2 separate regions of the Homo sapiens genome follow, and region 1 is linked to region 2. The links are chromatin loops, found by intact Hi-C in ENCODE. Cell type or tissue: psoas muscle. All regions are shown on one strand. Links, peaks and the distances in the headings refer to the core of each region. The heading gives the core; the rest is flanking DNA. Region 1 has its middle 140 kb from the start of BANK1. Region 2 overlaps PPP3CA (protein phosphatase 3 catalytic subunit alpha).

Region 1 (8,344 bases), core at 246-8,245, 460 kb after region 2:
AAGAGAGGAGAAGGGAAGGAGAGTGAGAAAGGGAGAGGGACAGAGAGGGAGTGAGGAGGGTAGTGAGAGAGGAACTCAGAGGGAGAGGGAGAGATTGTGAGTAGAGGCCTGCTGAGCTCTGAGCCCTGCTCTGCCTCCTGGATAGAGAAAAGAAAGAATGCATCTGTGACTTTGTGGGACAATCACTGAAGTCAGGGATGGTGGGCATCTCAGAAAGTGGTAATTAAGGGTCTGATGTCTCCCATCTCCCAGAACATAGATCCTCCTCCTCCCTCTGCCCTGGCCTGTCTGCCCTGCCCCACTTTCCCCCGAAAAAAGGAATCCCATGGAGCTGGGAAGAGTGTCAGATTTCCCCCTCTATTCTCAGGTAAAAGGACTTCACCTAGACACAGAATTTCTTATATAATTCAATTTTTGAATTCAGACTTAAATTTGTGATACATTTGTAGAACTCAATTGCATTTTAACCCTCAGGACTAATAAATACGGAAATAGAAAATATCTTTTTCCTAACTATTCACATTTACTACATAGAACCCCAAACCAGCCACTACTAAAAATAAACAAACAAAACTGGGTGGATGCTTCAGGCAGAGATTTCATAGATTATAATTTAGGCTTTGATATTTTTTTCCCAGAAGTGAGAAAAGAGGGTGGGGGTTGTGGAAGAAAGTGTGATTCTGTTAAAGGTAGAAAGCACATGTATAAGGGAAGACTGGAGATGCTAGTGGGGAAGGGTAAAATGAGGGCACAAAGTGCCCCAAATGAGGGAGGAGCAGGTGGAGTAGGAAATAGAGGGGTGTGAGAACGGAGTGTGGGGGTCAATGAGGGAATCCGTGCTGCTTGCGCCCTGCTTCTCTGGTGGGGCAGGAGTCAGGTCATCTGCTGAAAACTGGGGTGAGGTGGGAAGAAGGGGGCTGGCACAAGCAGGATTGGGATCTAAGGAAAACAGAAAGATCAGAACAGCTGCTCTACAAAATGGGTTATGAAATGAACAAGGAAGGAAAGTTTGCCAAGCACCAGTGAAAGCACCTTTGAAATAAGATAACATGAATTTATAATATGCCAAGGTAGCTATTCGTCTCTTTAGTTCTGTATTCAACTTTTGTCTTATTCTAATAGCAGAAATTTGACCTGTTTTTGTAACACAAGAAAACTATTGGGTCACTTTAATTTTTCTTTTTAAATATACTTTTTTGTTCTACAAGAACTTTGCAACCAAATTATCTGTTTTAATTCATTGAAAAATCATAAGATACAGGCCTTAGGAATATTTCATATAGTGTTATTAGCTTTGGTATGTAATAAATTTATATAGACCACATTTATCTTTTAAATATATTTGCCATGTTATCTTTGTGAGCAGTACTGTGAGGACCTGGGGAGAAATGGAAGGGAAGAGAAGGGAAAAGGAGAGGAGGAGAGGAGCAGGGAGGAGAAGGAAATAAAAGGAAGGAAAGGAAAAAGAGAAGTAGCGTGGCCCAGGAGTTTGAGGCATCCTCCTCACAACTGTCCTCTTGTATATACACATAAGCATGAGACAGTTGAAATGTCTGAGGAGTCCTTGGGTAAAGGAACCTTTTCAATTTTCTGCTGCCCTGCCTTAAAAAAATACCTATAGCCTACAAAGAGATATTGACCAAAAATAGTACATGTGGTTCCAAAGCAAGAGAAGAGCTTTTGGAATTGGGTGGACCTGAGGCAGGCACATAATAGGCTTTCAATAAACAACTATTGTTGCTAATTTATAACAGTTTGTCAAGCTGGCTTTTCTAAGGCCAGCTCTTGTATAGCAGGAGTTGAGGCCAAGAAGAGGACTAGGAAGTGAGGGTTCTATAGTTAGTATCCTGGGTGCCACTCATGACATATCAGGGGCTGATCCCCCCTATTATAAGAGGCAGAGGCAGAGGCATTAGTCAAAGCTGTGGGAAGAGAAAGGTGGGTGGATGTTGTTTGTCTGTTTTTAGTAGTGACTGATTTGGGGTTCTATGTAGCACAAGGCAAAATGACAAAGAGAGTAGAATTGATCATTGATGGATTTTTATTGCAACAACTTCCCTCTGTCAAAAATTTTTTTTTAAAAAAAGAGCAAAAAGAGGAAAAAACCCTTTCACATTAATACACTCTTTTCTTCTATTTATATCATATTCACAGAATCCACATACCTCTTGTCTTTCCATTCTTCAGTTTCTTGCGAAACTTATTTAACAGCAACTGAGATCATGTTGTAGCACCGTACAACCAGGGCAGTCTTGTCTGTGGGGTGCACTGCCTTTCTTCCTCACCTGGCTCAGTACATTGCTTTTGTCTTGTTTTGAGCAGATTCTGGGAAAATGTAGCTTATCTTCACCCACATTTTTAAGGGTGGAGGAAGAGAGCCTTAATACCATTTTGTACTTCCTCCTTGAATCATAATCATCTTAGCTAGATAGACAGCCTAGTAGGAGTCCAGCATTCCCTGCTTGTTCATACTCGCCCTTCCTCTGCTCACTTCACAGCCCTGCCAAGTCCTAGTCTCTATGCAGCTTGCTTTCATTTGAAGGCAAAAAAAACACTGAAGCTCAGCCTTTAGCAGCTCATGACTATACAGAGGAAGCCTTTGGTCTGGCAAATCCATCACTCTCATTTGGTTTCCAAAAGTCACTGGAACCTTGACAGAGAAGACTTAAAGCCTCTAGAAGCTATACTGGAAACAAAACAGTTTTTCACTAGAGCTGTTGCTGTTTTATGAAGAGCATTCTGCAAAATGCCTTATGAGTACATACTAATAATGTCTAGTATGTAAATAAATTATACCTAATAAATTCTCAGAGGGCTGTTAGCTTCTCTCTAATCCAATCAAAGCTGCCTGATTCTTGCACTGGGCACAAATGATGATGTTCCTTGGAAATTTTCCAGGTAAAATAGTTTGGAATTATGGAAAGGGCTCTCATGGCATTAATAATGCCTCCCATTAATTCTGGGAGCTTCTCATTTCATAGCCACCTCTCATTTGACTAATTTTAAAAAGATATTTTTTTCTGAAAATATATTGAATGTAAGTCACATATCTAAATAACAGCACATAAAAATGCTTATGATATAGTAAGTGCAAGAAAAATAAAATTATATGCCATGATTACAACTATTTAAAATTCTGCATGGATAAGGACAAGGATTAGAAGAAAGCATGACAGGTCACCTGGGACATTGAAGGTTGCCAATAAATATTGATGAGTGAATTCTCAATGTACATAAATAACAATTACTGGATTTGATAAAATTATTCAGTTTTCTCTTGAATATTACATTTATAAAATGAGTAAGTTCCTAAAAACTGGTTAGATGCAGTTGTTATTAAAACACTCTATCTTCTTTATAACTTCCAATTTTTCTCTATCTGAAGTTTTCCCTACCTGTTGATCTTATAGTCATTCTCTGGTACTAGAAAAGCAGATCTGAGCATTCTAAAAATGTCAGGGTTGTTCAGCTGATGCAAAGCAAAATATTATCAGATTATATCAGAATATAGCAGATATTATCACTGTCTTCTCAAATCCAACACTGGCCAATAGGATGGCCTAATTCAGGTGATGTGGTTTCAAAGACTGTTGGTCCCCCAGCTACCTACCAGTAATTTAATAGTGATGCTTCAATTTAGACTTCTATAGATACATTCCATTTTTAAGGTTTGGTCCCCAATAAATACAAATACCTGGAGAAATAATACTTCAAAGAATCTTGGTTATTTGTATCTGAGCTTAAAAAAGATTACTGGATTTTTTTTTTTTTTTTTTTTTTTTTGTGAGACGGAGTCTTGCTTACAGGCATGTGCCACCACACCTAGCTAATTTTTGCATTTTTAGTAGAGACAGGGTTTCACCATGTTGGCCAGGATGGTCTTGATCTCCTGACCTTGTGATCCGCCTCCCTTGGTCTCCCAAAGTGCTGGGATTACAGGAGTGAGCCACCACGCCCAGCCAAAAAAGATTACTGGATACTTTCTAGACATTAAGTTTTGGTCAGGGAGATGAAAGATGACATAAGAATTCTGAAGGGGGAGGTGGGTTTCGGAGATGGCTTGTTCAAGGGAAAAAGTGGCAAAGAAAGGAGAGATGACCAAAGTGCCATTTGCCTGCCCAGAGCTGATCCTTCTGTCTAAGGGTGAGTGTCATGACTGAGGGGCAGCTGGGACTGCTTAAGTGGCTGCCACTATATTCAGTCATTGAAAGCATGCTCCGGGAATTCAGGTTTGGCTGCAGCTGTGACAGTGGGTGAGGGCAATCATATCCAAGCTGCCATGTGGTCTGTGAGATTCCTGAGTCAATAGTGAGTCTATTTAGGGATTAGGACCTTGCATTCTCATACGAGATTTAGTAGTCATAATACACAGCCAGGATCATGGCACATTTAACAGGTATTAAGAGAGTACTAGGAGAATATGAAGATCAAATGTCAGGGCTTTTAATATGGTTTTTTTGTTTGTTTGCTCGCTTTTGCTGTAGATTGTGAATATATAGATTCCAACCTTTCACTCTTGATAACAGAAAAAAAATCTTTGATATCAATTACAAGTTTTTGCCTGCGTTATTAACCAGCCTCCAAGCAATCCAAATTGTTTCCTTCTAGTAATTGTTCAGCTGTACTATTTTAAAAAATTAAATGAACATTTTCTGTTGAACAGAAACAATCTGTTGGGTTTACTTGAAAGAAATTCGTACTTAGGGCCAGGCACAGTGGCTCACACCTGTAATCCCAGCACTTCGGGAGGCCAAGGCAGGCGGATCATGAAGTCAAGAGATCGAGACCATCCTGGCCAACATGGTGAAACCCCGTCTCTACTAAAAACACAAAAATTACCTGGATGTGGTGGCGCGCTTGTAGTCCCAGCTACTCGGGACAGGCTGAGGCAAGAGAATTGCTTGAACCCGGGAGGCAGAGGTTGCCGTGAGCCAAGATTGCACCACTGCACTCCAGCCTGGCAACAGAGCAGGATTCCGTCTCAGAAAAAAAAAAAAAGAAGAAGAAAAAGAAATTCATACTTACCTGCTTAATTAATGATATAACTGGCCCTTGTTTGAAGTAATCAAGAGTGAGACCTGGGGAGAGCTCATGCATCAAGGATCCTGTAAGAGTTGTGTTCCTTAGTTTAAAGAAAGTCAGCATGTATTCAGGTCTATGTGATCACACACATACATACTCAAAAGTGTGGGCATTAGGATGAGAAAACAAGACAGATGTAATACGTAGTAACATTTTAAGTGCTTATCATTTGCAAGGCGTTGTTTTAAGGGCTTTTCTCATTAAATTCTTAGATTATCATCATAGCTAACTACTATTATTATTCCCATTTCATAGATTATCAAAGTGAATAGTTAAGTCCTATGAGTATTTTTTTTTAATTACAGAAAAGGAGAGAGAAAAACAAGAGAAATTAGAAGGGAAAGAGAGAAGAAACTGTCATTTTCTGTCTTTCGGAGCCATTTCTAGTCATGAGAAAAAGAAAGGCAATAGATTTTCAAGGAGCAATAGCCCATCTCATGGTCAATATTGAAAAACTAAGTAAGTTCTACATGGCTTTTGAGTACCAAGTTGACTTCCTTATCCATTTTATTTAAATGCCACTGAAATAGTTCCATAGTTGTTTTATTTCTTTTGTGGTAGATGATATTGCTTATGACATGACATTAATCCATATCAACTGAGAACGTTGCCCATAATTATAATGTTGCTTTTGATAGAAATATCCTATAAGACTGAAATAAGTGAAATATTGCTTTCAGAAGAAAGAAAAAACACCTTGTATTAATGTAGTGCTACATCAAGAAATTGTATCCCAAGGCTTGGCTCCAAGTCTGTAAATGTGGTATTCAGTGAATATGTTTTGTTGTTTATTGTCAGACAAGCAAGCATATACATAATAAATATATAGTGTTTGATTCCATTTAACACATAACACACACACGTATACACATATGTGTATGTGTGAGTGTGTATGCCTCTGTGTGTGTGTATCTATAAAAAAGACTACACCATCAAAAATACTGAGTGGTGGCTGGGCGAGTTGGCTCACGCCTGTAATCCCAGCACTTTGGCAGGCGGAGGCAGGCAGATCACGAGGTCAGGAGTTTGAGACCAGTCTGGCCAACGTGGCACAACCCCGTGTCTACTGAAAATACAAAAATTGGCCGGGCATGGTCACGGGCACCTATAATCCCAGCTACTCAGGAGGTTGAGGCAGGATAATCACTTGAACCCGGGAGTCGGGGGTTGAAGTGAGCCGAGATCATGCCATTGCACTCCAGACCGGGCGACAAGAGTGAAATTCTGTTTAAAAAAATAAAAAGGCCGAGCGCGGTAGCTCATGCCTGAAATCCTAGCACTTTGGGAGGCTGAGGCAGGCAGATCACAAGGTCAGGAGATCGAGACCATCCTGGCTAACACGGTGAAACCCCGTCTCTACTAAAAATACAAAAAAATTAGCCGGGCGTAGTGGCAGGTGCCTGTAGTCTCAGCCACTCAGGAGGCTGAGGCAGGAGAATGGCGTGAACCCGGGAGCAGAGGTTGTAGTGAGCCGAGATCACGCCACTGCGCTCCAGCCTGGGCGACAGAGCGAGACTCCATATCAATAATAATAATAATAATAATAATAATAATAATAATAATAATAATGTATTATGTAAACTTCCTGCCTTCTAGAAATTGCTTATGTATTGTAGAGTTAAGCATGAAAATCGAAGGTATTACGTGAGTGTCATGGATACTTATTTCTTCATAACAGGAGGGAGCAATCTCTAAGAATTGGGTTGTTAGGGGAAATTTCAAAGGGGAAAATGAATCAGATTAAACTTGAAAGATAGGTGCAGTCCAAGAGGACATATGAGTAGGAGACAGGGAATGCCTGCTGGATGTAATGACTTTTATTTAAAAAGAGATTAAAAAGTTCTACATTTCTTTGAAACTGAGAAATGGAATTAGTGGTAAAGAGAAATAGTAAGATTGATTCCAAAGATGGCAGCCCTTGAAAGTCAGATTAATATTTGCTAAGAGCAACCTTTTAAAATACTTCTAGCATGCCCTCTTCAAGAACACATAAACCAGATAGGATAATCCCATATTCTCAGAAGTTTTCAAGTCTTTATTCTCCCCACCTACATCACTTTTAAATTTTCTCCTTTGTCCAATCTCTCTGTTTTTTCCATTTGAAAACAGCATGTTAATTTCAAATTGTCTACTTTGTCTTCACCTGCAACTTCCTTAAGACACTGCTTCTTGAAACTACTTCTGGTTGCGACAGGTTAGCAATGTCATACTTCTACACCTGGCCCAGGAATATAACATGCTGTACACCAGCCAAAGCCTTATTTTGTCCTAGCATGTACTTGCCAAAGGAAGGAGATAAGAAAGTATATTTGTTATTTTTGATATGTAACAAATTACCCCAAGGCTTAGCAGTTGGAAACAACAAATATTACGTCACCAATTTCTGAGGGCCAGGAATCTAGTGGTACCTTACCCTGGTGGTTGTGGCTATGGTCCCTCAAGCTGCTGGTGTTGCCTGCTGTCTCTGGAGACCTGACCAGGACTGGAGGATCTGTTTCCAAGTTCATTCAAGGGTCTATTGGCAGGACTTTCAGTACCTTGCTATGTGAGCCTCTCCATAGGGCTGCTGACACATGACTTCTCCCAGAACAAATGAATGAGAGGAAAAGCACCAAGAGAAGTAACAAAAATGGAAGCCACAATATATTTTATAATCGAATTTTAGAATTTACATATCACCACTCTGCCTTATTCTGTGGGTCACATAGATCAAGCCTGGCATAGAATAAGAGGAGACTGCACACCAGTGTGAATACCAGGAGGCGAGGATTATCAGGAGCCATCATGGAGCCTAGTTACTGCAGACAGGTATTTTTGTCTAAACCAGATTATGGTGCACACAGATCATTTAGAAAGATGAATTTGACAACTGCGTGTGTATTTCTGCATTTAACATGATGAAACAAAGTCTTTAAAGAGTTATATATCTTATCTATTTAGTATTACTTAGTTACACTGAGAGACACATGCTTCCTTAAAATACCAGTTTCCAGAAGAGTGATACAGTGTTATGTGCAGAAATGTCCACTATGAAGGAAAACCTATATTGTGGTGTGTATCTAAGCAAAAGAACTCTTCACTGCTTCCTGAGATGGAGCATACTTTATGGAAACATGGGCCTGGAGAAAGTCTGATTATGCAGCACAGCCCATGGAAGAACGCTACACTGTGACAGAGCACTAGGTCAGGAGGTCAAACTCCATGCTACTCTGTGACACTTAGTCACCTAATAAATAATTTATAAATTGGCATAGATAAAACA
Region 2 (8,344 bases), core at 300-8,299:
AAAATGTATTTACATCCAAATGATTCTCAATCATCAAATATAAAGAAATTATTACTTTGACATGGGACTCTTTAGCAAAGCCCACCCTTGCATATATTTGGCTATTTACTTCTAGTTTTCTAATATATAATAGCTCATATTTCCCATTTTTTATTTTTCATTTTCTTCTTTCTAATTGATATACTGATAGCGCAAAATATGTTCATGAAAACAAAATTTATTTTCTTTCGAATTAAAACTCATTTGGAATTTAGAAAAGGTAAGTAGGGGACAGCTGTGGTTAGGAGGAACTATCTGCACACTCTGTCACAGCACAGCCCTCTCAGTCTTTACTTACATCCACAAAAGGGGAACTGCAAGCTATATTATCCAAATTAATGGAGTTTTTATAAGGTGTCTATACTTCTAATCACCAAAAACCATACACTAGAATCAACAGTTGATGTAACAGATACATAACAACAATACCGGTCACAATAGTAACAGATACAGCAATAACAACAAAAATTTACTACTCATTGGGCATATCTGTGCTGTGGTTGCAGCGTTTCACTCTTTCTGAGTGACAGGCATGACACTAACACCACTGAATAGATAGAAAGCTGAGATTTAAAGAGGTGAATATCCTGCTGAGTGGTACAAAGGTAGAAAGTGGCAGACACAAAATGCTAATTTAGAGATTCACAATTTTAATGTGGACACCATGCTGGATAGGGAGAAAATAAAGTTACTGCTGCACTGTCATTAGGTGATACACCTCAGGTGACCTGCACAGCAGAGATTAAATCACACTTCCTATTATCACCTCTTCTTATTTCTGTCATTTTTTTTTTAAGATAAACTGACTGAACCAGAAGTTTGAAAATAAACTGAGAATTCTAAACAGGCTACAGAGGAGGAAAAAAGTCTGTAAGATGGCTCATTGCCACCACGTCCTTAATAAACTAAGCTAACCAGCCACAAATTATTTTCTAAGGAGCTAAAATCTTCTCATGTATTTTTAACATTTCCTCAATTCAGAGTCTCAAGTGGAATGGATATTTTATATCAATAATACAGGCAATTTAATGTCTAGCTTTCACCTACCTTTGATATATATTTAATAAATATTACCAGCTTATCTCATGAAGAAGGCAAAGCAGTGGTTGAGATTAAGCTAAGGTCCACCTTTGAAGGAGTTGGCCTTTAATGTTTAAAACATAAGAAAGAGAATTTCAAATGAATAATGTGTTTCATGCTTGATTATCTGAGAATCTCTTATTCGCCAAATGGTATCCAAATATCCACTCAAACTTTACCTTTTAAAATTAAATGAAAAATATGTAACTAGAATTTTAAAGAGGATAATGAATTTCTACAAATGTCTGTGAGCAAAGCTGAGTTCTGAAACTTGCAGCCTGATTATAATGCTTTGTAAGAAAGAATCAGATTATGCTTATTAACAAAGACCAAAGCAAACATGCATATTACTTCGAGAAAACGGAAAGGGAAACACAAACGATCCTTTGTTTGAAATGAAAACAAATGTCTGCATGTCATTTCAAAAATATTCTTCATAAGCAATATAGGATGTATGATTCTGAGAGCAATTAAAAGAACTAGGTGTATCAAATGCATACCACCAGATGGCATCTTAAATTAGATAGCACATTCAGAGATCGTGAGAGTTAATAACTGCATTTCTGGGAATCAGGTTCATGAATTCCAAGTATATCTTTTCGTATTAAAATATCTGACACAAATCATAAAATCCAGAGAAAACTAACAATAATACTATCTTGAATATGACAAAAATATATGAATCTGAAAAGAAAAGCAGTGAAATAAAATGGTGATCTTGACATCTATTTATATGAAGATAAATAAGTCATTAAAAATAGAGGCACAAGGCAAAAGAAAACTTGGTTAATCATTTGAGGCTTCCCTTATTTCTATCTAAAATTTTTCTTCCTACTACTCTTCATATTAAAATACAATGTTGTTTCATAAAAATTTCTGAAAAACACTTGATTATCTCATGGATAAGATTTTTTTTCTGTCATTGTATAATCAGTATAATCCTACTTTTTCAAAATACATTTTGCTATAAATATTATTTTCATATGATGAACGCGATCTAAAAATGTAACTTCTTAAGACTTTGTTATCTCTTTTAGATATGGATTTACATATATGTATATAGTTTGCTACATAGACCTTTTAGGGTTTAATATGAGGAAAAGAACATTGGGCTCTTTTGAAGGCTTTTCCCTACCTCCTCAACAGACTGACTTAGGTATCAAACCATTCCACAGACTTTCATGTTACTTCATAAGGCAATGCTCAGTGATGCTGCTGGCAAGGCAGACAAAATACAGGAGAAGAATAGCTATCTGACCTCCAGGTCAAACACAAAGCCAGGACTGAACTGCCTGAAGGCCTTCTCTCAGGTAATATATTTTCCATTAGCAAGGTGTGGACCTAAAAGCATTTAGTTTATATTTTTAATAATATTACACTTTATATACCAAGACAGTAACTTTACAAAATAGTAAACTAGCTGCATGAAAAATTTATATTCTTTTTATTTTATAAATCCACTAAACCACAGATTCTTCTGTAAGAAACAACTTCCAAACAGACTTGGGTGTTCGTCAACTATCTCATGTGTCTGTGTCCAAAACGCTCCACTAAGAAGACAGAAATCAATAAAATCAACAAACTCAGGAAAACAGAACAGACTAAAAAGATAACTGCTATGTAAATGGTTACACTAACACAAAGAAACACACACATATATAAACACATACTCTAGAGGTTTTCGTATATTTCCATTATATTATTATCATAATTTACTATGTACAAATCAGCCGTGCAGTTATACTAAAATTATTTTTAAATAGAATAATATCCACAAAACCATAATGCATGTTTATGTCCTCAGATGTTCAACATTTAGTAGGATAACAGTATGAAACAAAAATATTATTCAGGACAATACAGTTAATGTCATGTTACATATGGTTACTTCCAGATTTAATGACTTCATAAACCTGTAACATTAACCTCCACCCCCAAATAAAACAGAAATAGACATAGTTGAACTGCTTGGGATTTAATCCCAATTCTGGCACTTCGTAGCTGGGTAACCATAGTAAGATAGACAATTTCACTGAGCTTTAGTTTCCTCATTTGTAGAATGGAACTGATAACAGTACTTTTTTCACAGGGTTATGTGAACACTAAGAGTTAAAAAGTACAGTGTTTATGATAGTGAACGGCAAAAAAAAAAAAAAAAACAAAACCAAAAGAACCTAACAAGTGTTAGCTTTAAAACAAAAACAACTCAGTTTATCCCCCAAAAAACTATAAAAAATTATGATCTACTGTCACCATAGTGTCATACACAAAAAGAAAGCATGTTCGCTAAAATGAAAATGAAATTTTCACTCTGGATCAGTGAAAATTTTGTCATGGATCGGAACCAGTCAGTGACTGGTATTTCAGACTGTTCATTATAGTCCATACATGTTACTGACTCAGAAAGAGAATAAAATCAATGAAGTCTGAAATTATTAGGAACACTTCAGTGAGAAGATGGAATATGGATAAGATTGGAAACATGAGTATAAAAATGAATATAGCATAGATGAGATTGAAAATATGAGTATTACCTGGGTAGACCAAGGAAAACATCTACAGTTTTTTCCTTAAAGTACCTAAGAAAATATTCCTTCCTTATCTGGAGGCATTTCAGTATTACCTGAAACACCACTTCTCTTAAAGCCACGATAGTATTGATTTTAATATATTTTAGCCTTCTCCAAAAGAATTAGAGCATTATTACTGCCAGTGATTGTTTTCAAATTTTAAGAATAATAATTCTGGGGATGTTTACCTTCCTGTGAAAACAACAGGCATTGCTTTACCAAAGGTGCTTAAATATGTCATTATTTGTGAAAAGTACCAATTCATGAGAACATAAAAGGGATGTTAAAAGGGATATGTATACTGTGTCTTAAAGTAAAACAGTTATTCATGTAACCATGACGTAATTGTAATGACTGTCAAATGTTTCCCATAGATAGCGCTACATGTTTATTGATGTTAATAGAGTATTACTGATTCGTACACACAAATACTGAATTACTATGGTTCAGCTATTCTTAATAGAATACTGTATTCATTACCACTCAGCTCACTGATACCTGATTTTGAGCCCCTGGCTTACATTTTTTGTTTGATACACTGTTCCAGTAGCAACTTTCTATAGTAAACTCCCCAAGAGCTTGTAAAGAAAAGAACTACGAATGTTTTTTTCTGGGAAAAACTACACACATAAACTCTATGTCCCAAATATGCCAAGCATTCTGTTTCATCCTGCCTGCTTGTATTATAGAAACACACTTTTTATTTAAAATATAATAAATTATAATCAACAGTCAAAATAATTTATTTCTTCTACTTCTTGAGGACCCTTCGCATCAGTATTCTTTGTATGTTTTCTTCAGTAATGAGCAGGAAAACATTGTAGTCACGGGAACAAAAGCCCAAGACTTTAACCCTACAATGCAGAAGTAGAATAGTGTAGTATAATAGCTAAGCATAGGATATGTAGATAAATGCCTGTTTAAGGCAAGGTCTTCAGCTTACCCGCTATGAGACTTCAGTTTAGGTTCTTAAACCAATGAATCCCACAGTGTGGTCCCAGATCCAGAGCATCATCATTATCTGGGAACTCAGATACTCAAATTCTCAGGCCCTACTCCAGACCTACTAAATCAGAAACTCTGGAGGCAGAACTCAGCAATCTGTATTTTGTGAAGCCCTACAGGTGATTCTGATCTATGGTCAAGTTTGGAAACACTGACTCCACCTGTCTCCCTTTTCACATTTGTAAAAAGCGTTTCCAAGAACAACCTTGCAAGACCAGAGGTGAACAGATCAAAGGACTTTGGCTCTCATGCAGTCACCTTTTATAATATAATCACTTTTTTAACCAAGGGCTGAAATTAAGGAGTATATGGACATCAAAATGATGTGTGGCTGCCACAGGCTGGGACTGAAATGTGCTGACTTGCCAGCAGTGGGCTGGGTACCAAAATAGGTCTCTGGCTGCAGGACAGGCCCTAAAGATTTGGCCACTAAAATCACAAGTGGGCAAAATGCCCCAGACAAAATATTTTATCTCCATATAAACTAAGGCCACATTGCTTCATAGTGACAAATGACACTATGAGGAGAATAAACACTGATCTTTTAGGTCCCAGAAGACACCAGATTCCTATCCCTGCTTAACTCTCCTCAGAGTGCAGGCAAGGGGAATTCTCCTAATTGACGTCAGCTGCTGTAAGGGAAGGACTGCCATGACCTTAAACTTGGCCACCAGTCCACTCTCACATCCAGGAACAAAGCCAGAGGGTTCTCCTGGCAACTGCCTGACATGCTAAATGGCAGGCCCCGGCACTGAGGGAATCCTCTGCTGACCCAGGGACAAATCCCCCACTGCAGGAAACAGGCAAACCAGAGAGATTAGCAGTTTGCCCAGCTGATGCTGGCCTATCCCCTCTGCCCAGAGAGCAGAACATGAGTTCTAAATCATTCTATTCAAAAAACCTAAGCTCCCGGTCTGCTTTTGCATTACAAATGAGTGGAATGTTCTCTGCTAAGTGAAAGGAAAACAGGAAAATATGAGAACTTCAGGGAGAAATGTAAATTGGATCCCTGCACAAATCATCTTACTGTTTTCAAGAAGACTTTAAGAGATATTAACGTTTTAAATACAAACTAATCAGATGTTTTAAAATCAACTTGAACACTCATTTTATAAAAGGTCTTGTAATAAAAATAGGATTAAATCCCCCTACCCTGCCATGGCTTCCTTGAACAAGTATGAAAGTTTCCTAATCACCCCACTCTTAAGAATTCCTCCCCACCTCTTCCTACTCATCTCATCCAGGACACTATTCCAGCCACAAACATGATTATGTAACTCTCCTGCTCAAAGATCCCTTCAACCCCCATTCCCTATAGAATGGTATCAGAGTAAGTGCTGGTTATAGAGATTAATATTTAACCCTAACCTTCCAGCCTCAGTCTCATCCTCCCATCTCCACCCCACCTCTCATACCCTTCTGAAACCCTGCCTTCTCACAGCAAACCTCAAAGAACATAACTAGCCACTTTACAAAAAATACCAGTGGCTTCCATGTGCTGTTATCTCTGCTCACATCATCCTTCCCCATCTTTTTCACATAGTACAATTGTACTTATCATACATGATACAATTCAATATCATGTAATCTGTCAATACTTTCTTGGCTCTCTGCATTCCTTTTGCTGAGTTCTCACACCAGTTTTTAGGTACCTCCATTACAGTTCTTAAAAAACTTATAGTAATTATCTCTTTATGTGTCTGACTCCCTTACCTAGACCTTGGATATTCTATGTCTCATATGTTTTATCATCCATAGCCATAACTTTCAATAAGTTCTCAATGCATATTCACAACAGGTAGGACCCCAGCTATTTAATAGTTTCTTTTACTCAAAGATGAAATGTAATAATCAAGGAGCACTGTCAAGGAAATACTCATTTAGAAGATAGGAACACATTTTGGTTTTAAATTAGCTATATCCACTTGGATACTTCCTAATTTGCTTGAATACACCTAGGTTATATCCTTTAATTTAGTCAACAATTTAATGTACTTATGCTTGGTTAGATATCTGTTTCCATTTTTTCCTGTTATATTCTGAGCCCTTGGAGGGCAAAGACCAGGTCTTATTCACATGTATGTGATATATACCACCTGTACCAGGTAAATGTATAATAAACATTTCATTAAATTGGATCACCAAAATGTGTTGCCTCACTGATTTGGGGCCACAGTTTTTCAACGTTCCATTTGTGTGTTTGCAAGAATACAAAGATAAGTTCAACTACATTTTTTGGGAAAAAAATGTCAAAGAGGAAAAATACTTTTCTTTACAAAATGTCTGCAACACAGAAATAGTCTTCAAATTAAAAATCTGAAACAGCTACCAGTCTAGTCAGCCATGTTAGCTGAAAGAAAAAAAAAAACAGAACTGGCCTCATGGCCCCCTTGTCTGGATAAACTTCATCTCTACTCCTATGAAGATGGTTTGCTCACCTATCTAAATCCACACGCTAAATCCGCTTTGTGAGGGCAAGTCCACACTCCTTTACTCCCTCTCCAGACGGACAGATGCAGGGAGTCAGGGGACTAGGCGGCTTCCTGGTCCTTCTGACTTCTCCAAAATAAAACATAATGAATTTTTAGGGGAAAAAAATCCTAAATGAACCCAAACCTTTCATTGTCTTATGAACACTTGAAGAGAAAGTCTTTGTTCATTTTAACTTTAAAAAATGCTAAAAGAATGAAGGAATATCTAGATTTCCAATAACTAGGACATTAATTCCTCAGTTTTTCTTAAATGGGGGCAAACCATGGCAAATGTTAGTACAACTCTTCTCTAAACATCTGAGACTGAAACATTTTTATTAATAAAAAGTAGGAGGGAAGGACTAGAGGAAAATATGGTAGTGGCTTTTTAATTATAAAATATTGATCACTTCTTTTGAGAGTTTACATATCTACTACGCTTATTTCTGAATTCCACAAAAGAAGTTATCGGTCAGTAACTTACAGAGTAAGTCTCTGGCTTGACTTACTCACCACTGGTCCAATATTGGGTTAATGTTCCTCGAGCCAATTCCTCCTCTACCTGACCCTAAACATAGTTAATACTTCTGAATTACAAATAAGAAAAAATAGCATTGCCAGACAAAAATAAAATGTAAATAATGTCAATCTCTCTAGAATGGGAATCATTCAAGATATTTTGATAAAGAAAGGTGTAGTCTGATACTCAAAAGAGCTTATCTCTTTCTTAACAGTCAAATTCAAATATTCATTTGAAGACCAATAATTTTAAAAGAAATTAGCAATCACTAATATATATGAAATACTTTTAGATGCCCCCTTTATATCAAAAAGAACACTATTCTATGTCTAAATCAGAATAATATTTAAGAGGAAAATATTTTTAGCTTCTTCAAAAATGAAAACCTGTAAATTAAGCAAACTCCATAAAGAGTAGATCCAAAGTCTCTGGTATTAGAAGCTGTATACTATACAATTTTTTTTTCTTTTTTTGAGATGGAGTCTCACTCTGTCACCCAGGCTGGAGTGCAGTGGCACAGTCTCAGCTCACTGCACCCTCTACCTCCTGGGTTCAAGAGATTCTCCTGCCTCAGCCATCGAAGTAGCTGGGATTATAGGTGCCCACCAGCACACCCAGCTAATTTTTGTATTTTTAGTAGAGATGGAATTTTACTATGT

The links. Peaks named below come from ENCODE experiments on the same cell type or tissue, not always from the same donor. Only the 100,000 strongest peaks of a DNase experiment are listed, where the experiment ranks them.
Region 1: it touches region 2 in a loop (10-fold over the local background); 3 of 110 quality-filtered maps call a loop at or near these places.

The regions. Positions count from the first base shown.
Region 1 is chr4:101,647,742-101,656,085 of GRCh38, forward strand. No RefSeq gene overlaps it. Among named protein-coding and RNA genes, the nearest start is that of BANK1, 140 kb to the right of the region's middle. In psoas muscle, for the core only: no CTCF peak of the experiment used is centred there; a DNase peak (open chromatin) is centred at 4,200; H3K27ac peaks cover 1,205 bases.
Region 2 is chr4:101,186,427-101,194,770 of GRCh38, forward strand. All of the region lies in intron 2 of PPP3CA (protein phosphatase 3 catalytic subunit alpha), which reads right to left. Among named protein-coding and RNA genes, the nearest start is that of MIR8066, 50 kb to the right of the region's middle. RefSeq lists a silencer at 5,366-5,660. In psoas muscle, for the core only: CTCF peaks have their summits at 1,624 (motif pointing right) and 5,071; a DNase peak (open chromatin) is centred at 5,415; H3K4me3 peaks cover 302 bases; H3K27ac peaks cover 2,676 bases.